Linked DNA regions of Homo sapiens: region 2 is linked to region 1. A link is an interaction called in ENCODE POLR2A ChIA-PET data of the cell type or tissue named here. Cell type or tissue: HepG2. All regions are shown on one strand. Links, peaks and the distances in the headings refer to the core of each region. The heading gives the core; the rest is flanking DNA.

Region 1 (2,890 bases), core at 179-2,678:
AGGGAACATTTTCTCCACCAAGTTGGGACTGGGCACAGTGGCTCTTGCCTGTAATAGCAACGCCTCCGGAGGCCGAATGCTCGAGCCCAGTAGTTTCAGGCCAGCCTGGGCAACATAACAAGGCCCCATCTCTACAAAAAAAAAAAAAAAAAGAATTTTAAATAGCCAGTTGTGATGGCACATATGTGCCTATGGTCCCGGCTACTCGGGAGGCTGAGGTGGGAGGATTGCTTGAGCCTCGAAGTCGAGATTGCAGTGAGCTGTGATCACACCACTGCACTCCAGCAGCCTGAGTGACAGGGCAAGACCTTATCTTTTAGGAAAAAAAAAAAGAGAGAGTGCAAAAGTGAGTTGAGCAGCTGACGGCTGGATGACCCCTCTGAACGGTCCCGGCTGTGGATGCCCATAGAGAAACGGGGATTTCAGCTTTGGGGCTCTGATTCTTCCCAGATGAGAGGACGCATCGGGGCTGCCGCTCGCTCTACGAGGCCAGCATGGGGGCTCTGGATGGGTCACTTGTTCTTGCCCAAGGGGTGAATGATGACACAGACTCCATGCCCCACCCCCTCAGCTGCCCAGCCAGTCTGACCAAGACGGAGTGGCCCTTCCACTTCTATTCTCCGCGGGTCTCCGAGGATGTGGGATGCGGGAGAGGGAGGAGGGGCAGGAGGAAGACCAGGAACGGAGGACGGGAGCTCTGTGCGAGAGACACGGGTTCAGAAACCCAGCAGCACAGCAGCAAGCGCCCTCCCGCCCCCCGACCAGTGACTCCCACGGCAGGTGCAATCCACAAAACCAGAGGCCACCCAAGGTGTACCCGCCTCTCCCAGGAGCCTTTCTGCCAGAGACCCCAAGCCGGGTGCCCTCCACACTGGGCCGCAAGGGTAGGTGGGGCCGCTGTGGCACTGGTACCCAGTGGGTGCCTGTCAAACAGGTGTCAACCGACTAATTGCAGCCCAGCTGGTCCCAGAGACCAGCCAGACACCCTTCCTACTGAGGATGAGGTCCTACACTGCGAGGGCCCCCACTGTCCGGCTGTCCCGGACACAGCCCCACTAAGCATGCGGGAGGCACCCCACTTGGCACCCCGCAGCCCGGCCCATACCAGCCAGCAGCCTGGCCCTGGCTGGCTGCCCTCCAGCAAGCCATGACTGTCGGCCCGGCTTGGAGGACGTCTGGTCACCTTGCATTTGCAGTCTGAGGAAGCTGTGTCATTCCGCTACATCCAGAGGTGACTCAGGCAGCTGCAGCAGCAGAGAGCAGACTGCAGAACACACCACACCCCCTCCAGTCCCCGCCCTGGCTCCCACCACACCATCCTCCTGTCCTCGGCCTCCAGCTCCCCATCAGCATCCTGTTCTCCCCCGGCCGCCCTGGGGCTTCAATCCGCTCCCAGCCTCTAAGTCCAGTCAGGGGCATTCCGGGGGGCCCAGATGCCCCCCAGCCCCCAACCGCATCATTCACCGGAGTTGCCCCTGCCCCTCTCTCTTTTCCTCATCCACGCGCCAACCAGGCTTGATCCCAGCCCTCAAGCATCACCCGCCTGAACCCACAGCACCTGCCCAGGCTCCGGCCTCCAGCGTCTCCTGTCTGGACCACAGCTTTGCCAAATGGGATGCCCTCACCCTGATCCTGGTGCCCCCCACACAGCCCCACAGGCAGTCAAAAGTCTTGGGGGTTCCTCCCAAACCCCGACTCCCCCACCCCAATGCCGTTTCAGGTTTCTGATCACCATCTGCAGAGAGCACGTGGTTCCCTGCCCTGCTTCTTCCAGAAACACTCCCCACTGCTCTCCTCCTCGCGTAGGCAAGCACCCTCTACCAAGGCCTGGTTCTAGATCCTTCTGGGGACAGGGGGCCTCCCCAAGGCATGGTGAGCTCCTTGCAAGCAGGGAGAAGGTCTTCCCTACACCCCACACTAGCCCCCGCTGTACGAGATGAGCCGGCCCCGCATGGGAGGGCAGGGAGAGGGCAGTCTCCACCCCAATACCTTCCCCAGGACACCCGACGCACAGTGCGGAGAAGCAGGAAGGCTCTACACCAGACCCCACCGGCCTGTGGGACAGGCCAGCAGACCTCATGGCCTGGGCTTCCTCATCTACAGCAGCTGGTCGGGGGGTGGGGCATGTGGCCACTCAAGTTCGCTTGTACCTGCTCTAAAACTCTATGATTTTAAGACGACACTCCCAGTTTCCTGAAACTGTAGGAAAGCGGAAACATGACGAGTCTGTGACTTATAAAAAGCAAAAATAAATAGCGGGGAAAGGCATCTTCCATTCGCGGAGAGCAGGGAGGGTGGGGACGGAGCGGTGAGTCACTGTTTACTGTTGAAAGGCGGCCACACGGAGCCCTCTCTCAGCTGGCCAGATTTCCATTTCCCGTGTGGACTGGACCCGAAACCCAGAAAGTCCACTCCAGAAACCTTTAGACTCAGAAACAGCTGGGACAAGAACAGGCACAACTTCTTCTCCGTCTGGGTGGCAAACAGCTTTGCCAGAGACTGTAAACAAACGCAGCCATCGCTGAGCCCCGTGGGTGAAAGCACACGCCTTGTAGACAGCGAAGTGGCCCGGAAGACGGTCTCCCTTAACAGCAGCCTCCCGGGTGCACACAAAGGCTGGCGCCCCGACAACCCTGACCCTCGGTAAACGCTGGCTCCCGGGTTTACCAGCACCTGGGGAGTCGACGCTGCGGGCAACCAGCCCCTCAAAGCCCTGGCTCGGTTCAAGGATAAAAGGCAGGAGAAGCCTGGTTTTTCTGCTTTAATAAATGTCTTATTTTGGAATAATGAGAGGTCTAGTTTTAAAAGCAGACTCCCTCTCCCAAGGTCAAACTCAGACATTCCTACTGGGTTACCTAAGAAAGGGAGATGTTCTCATAAATGGCACTGG
Region 2 (2,866 bases), core at 1-2,500, 550 kb after region 1:
GGGTCCAGGTGCCCCCACACCCAGTAGGCCCCGTAGCGCCGGCCACACACCGACCTCCACCTCGCTGGATGAGCTGGAAGATGGCGATGGGAGGCCGGTCGGCCAGCTCCTGCCCGGGGCCCGCCAGCGCCTCTTTGACCGCCTCGAACCCCGTCAGCACCACCGTCTTCTGGCGCCCCAGGTGCACGGTGAACACCGGCCCGTAGCGTTCTGAGAGCTGGCAGGGATGGCGGGGGTCACCCGGGCAGCCCTCACCCACAAGACCCCCCTTAGGTCCCCTCAGGCCGGGCCTGTGCTGGGTAGGGGTGGGGACAGAGGGAAAATGGGGGCAGGTGGAGGGGGCACGCCTAGATGCCATAAAGCCAGTGGTGCAGGGTGGAGGGGGCAGCGCCCAGCCTGGAGCCCACAGAGCCCTCTCGCCATCTGGTGCTTGGCATGGCTGTTGTGGGATTTTCTTTTTAGCCAAAATTCCTGGGGGGCTCAAGCCCTGAGTCCAGGCGGCAAGGTCGGGGGCTGGCTGTCTGCTGGGGTGGCACATTCTGAAAGGCCAGAGTCTGCACAGAGTGAGGGCCTGACAGGCTCGGCCCCCAGAGACCCTGATCCGTCTTCGGCTACAGCCCGGCCAGCAGCACCCCAGCCCGCAGTTGGGGGCAGCCGGAGGCAGGGCCCGGGCCTGACTGGTCAGCCCTGTCCCACTGACCCTGCCTGCCTGAGCGAGGACAGAGCGACAGTGCTAGTCAGGCTGCCCCGTGCCGTGTCCCCGTACCCTCTGTCCTCAGCATCCCTGCCCAGGAGGCACAGGTCCTCTTCCCATTTCACAGATGAGGAAACAGAGGCTCAAAAGTGGGAAGTGTTTGCTGTTGAACACCTGAGGGCCGAGGGGGGCTGAGCAGGCAGCCGACAGGCCCAGGCCCTCCTCCCCTCTGCTGTCCCTAAGCCTGGCCTCCTGCGGGCTCTCAGCAGACGCCACCGCCTCCAGGGAGCCCTCCAGACTCCTGCTCCCGCGCCGGGCCCTGGGTGGCACCTCCAGGGCTTCTTCGTACTCAGTGTGTCTGCTTCCCTGTGGGACGGGGTGGCTTTCCCCTCCCAAAAGCAGGGTGGGCCCTCCGGCCTCCTGCGTGCCCCGCTGGGCCCGGCACCATGTGGGAACAGGCAGTGGAAACCGGGCTGGGCTTCCCCAGGAGGGGGGCCAGGACACGGCAGCTGTCCAAGCGGCAAGAGCTGCCCGGGCTCCCTGACTTACCTCCATCAGGGACCGGTCCTGTTGCGACAGACGCAGCAAGTGCAGGTTCCCGACGAGCGGCAGCGGGCGAGGCCCCGGGGGCCACCGGGCAGCTGGGGAGGGGTCTTGGGCGCAGGCGCAGAGCAGCCCCCAGAGCCCCAGGAGGCCCAGGAACAGCAAGAGCAGCAGGGCCATGAGGACGTGGCTGGTGAGGCTCCACTCCCCTCCTGGGCCCCGTCCCCCCCGCACCCTTATAGGCCTCCGCGGGAGGGCGTGCCCGCACCCCACCCACCCCACCACCCCGAGAATGTGGAACGAGCAGTTTGCAGGGCAGCCCCCAGCGGATGGCTTAAAGCTGCAGGCCTGCGTGGAATGTGGGGCTGAGGCCCTGGTGGGGCCGGGGAGGGGAGGGCAGGACGGGGGCCCTCTGGGGTCAGGCATCCATGTCTCCTGGCCAGAGAGAAGGATGTGGCACGTGGACTGTTCTGCCCCTGGTTCTGCTGAACCTGCCAGTCCAGGCCCCTTGGCCTTGGCCACCCCTCAGAACTGGGATTCACAGGGCTTTGGGGCCGAGGCCCTGGCTTGGAGGGGAGCCCCCTGCCTTTCACAGGCTCTGAGTGGGACCCTGTGGAGCTCAGGGTTTGCAGGCCTCTCCCAAACCCCATCCGTGTGCACCCAGCTCTTCTCTGATCAGCTCCCCACGGGGCAAGGGACAGGAGTGAGACCTCAGGGAGGCCCATGAGGGGACTCAAATCCCACAGTCCTCACAGGCCACCACCTGCATCTCCCTGAGGGTGTTCTCGCCCCAGGTAGCAGCCTGCTCCTTTTCGAGGGCTGCCGCCCGGGCAGGGGATGCAACCCTCTGAGCTAGGACAGGAACATGGAAGGGCTGCCGGGTGGCAGGTGGCGGGGTTTACGAGCCCTGTCCATCTGTCTCCTAAACCGCTGTGAGGGGTGGGAGGGCTGCTGGCAGCAGAAGCGGCCGGGCCTGCTTTGCACAGCCTGCCCTGACATGAGGCAGCTGGAGCTGGTGCCAGCAGGCGGGACCCTCCCCACAGCCTGTCTCTGGGGCGTTGCCCATGCCCTGTACGAACCGCAGAGCCGAGGCAGCCTGAGGCCCTCACCCCTCCCGGGTTGGTCCCCCTTGATTAGCTGGGAGGGAAAGCCCCAGGCACAGTTGCACGCCTCCTGTGGTGGGGAGCTCACTACCTCTATCCTGCTGTACAGCCTCAGGGCCAGGGCTGGGCGGCTGCGGCGGGGAGGGAGTGCCTCATACCAGGGCCACTACTGGGTAGGCTGGGGGTCCTACCTGCCTAGCAAAGCTTACTTAATTAATTCAGGGAATACTTTTGATTTTTGTGTGTTTTGTTTTTGAGACAGGGTCTTGCTCTGTTGCCCAGGCTGGATTACCGTGCTGTGAGTACAGGCTCACTGCAGCCTCCACCTCCGGGGCTCAAGCCATCCTCCCACCTCAGCCTCCCAAATAGCTGGGACTACAGGCATGCACCACCCAGCCTAGCTAACTTTATTTATTTATTTATGTAGAAATGGAGGTCCTGCTACGTTGCTCAGGCTGGTCTCACACTCCTGGGTTCAAGCAATCCTCCTGCCTCGACCTCCCAAAGTGTTGGGATTGCAGGTGTA

What was found. ChIA-PET counts read pairs that join two places held together with the same protein. Peaks named below come from ENCODE experiments on the same cell type or tissue, not always from the same donor. Only the 100,000 strongest peaks of a DNase experiment are listed, where the experiment ranks them.
Region 2: POLR2A ChIA-PET joins it to region 1 with 7 read pairs; 2 of 35 experiments call an interaction of 5 or more read pairs at or near these places.

The regions. Positions count from the first base shown.
Region 1 is chr7:1,532,348-1,535,237 of GRCh38, reverse strand. All of the region lies in intron 1 of MAFK (MAF bZIP transcription factor K), which reads right to left. LOC100128653 (a long non-coding RNA gene) reads left to right here and starts at 358. Exons shown (of 1, transcript NR_149036.1): 1 at 358-2,785. RefSeq lists enhancers at 2,051-2,160, 2,131-2,425, 2,351-2,500. In HepG2, for the core only: no CTCF peak of the experiment used is centred there; DNase peaks (open chromatin) are centred at 1,228 and 2,317; H3K4me3 peaks cover 990 bases.
Region 2 is chr7:981,763-984,628 of GRCh38, reverse strand. It overlaps CYP2W1 (cytochrome P450 family 2 subfamily W member 1), which reads right to left and starts at 1,448. Exons shown (of 9, transcript NM_017781.3): 1 at 1,244-1,448; 2 at 55-217. The coding sequence starts at 1,417. It also overlaps a transcript of CHLSN not described here. In HepG2, for the core only: a CTCF peak has its summit at 1,545; a DNase peak (open chromatin) is centred at 1,428; H3K4me3 peaks cover 1,856 bases.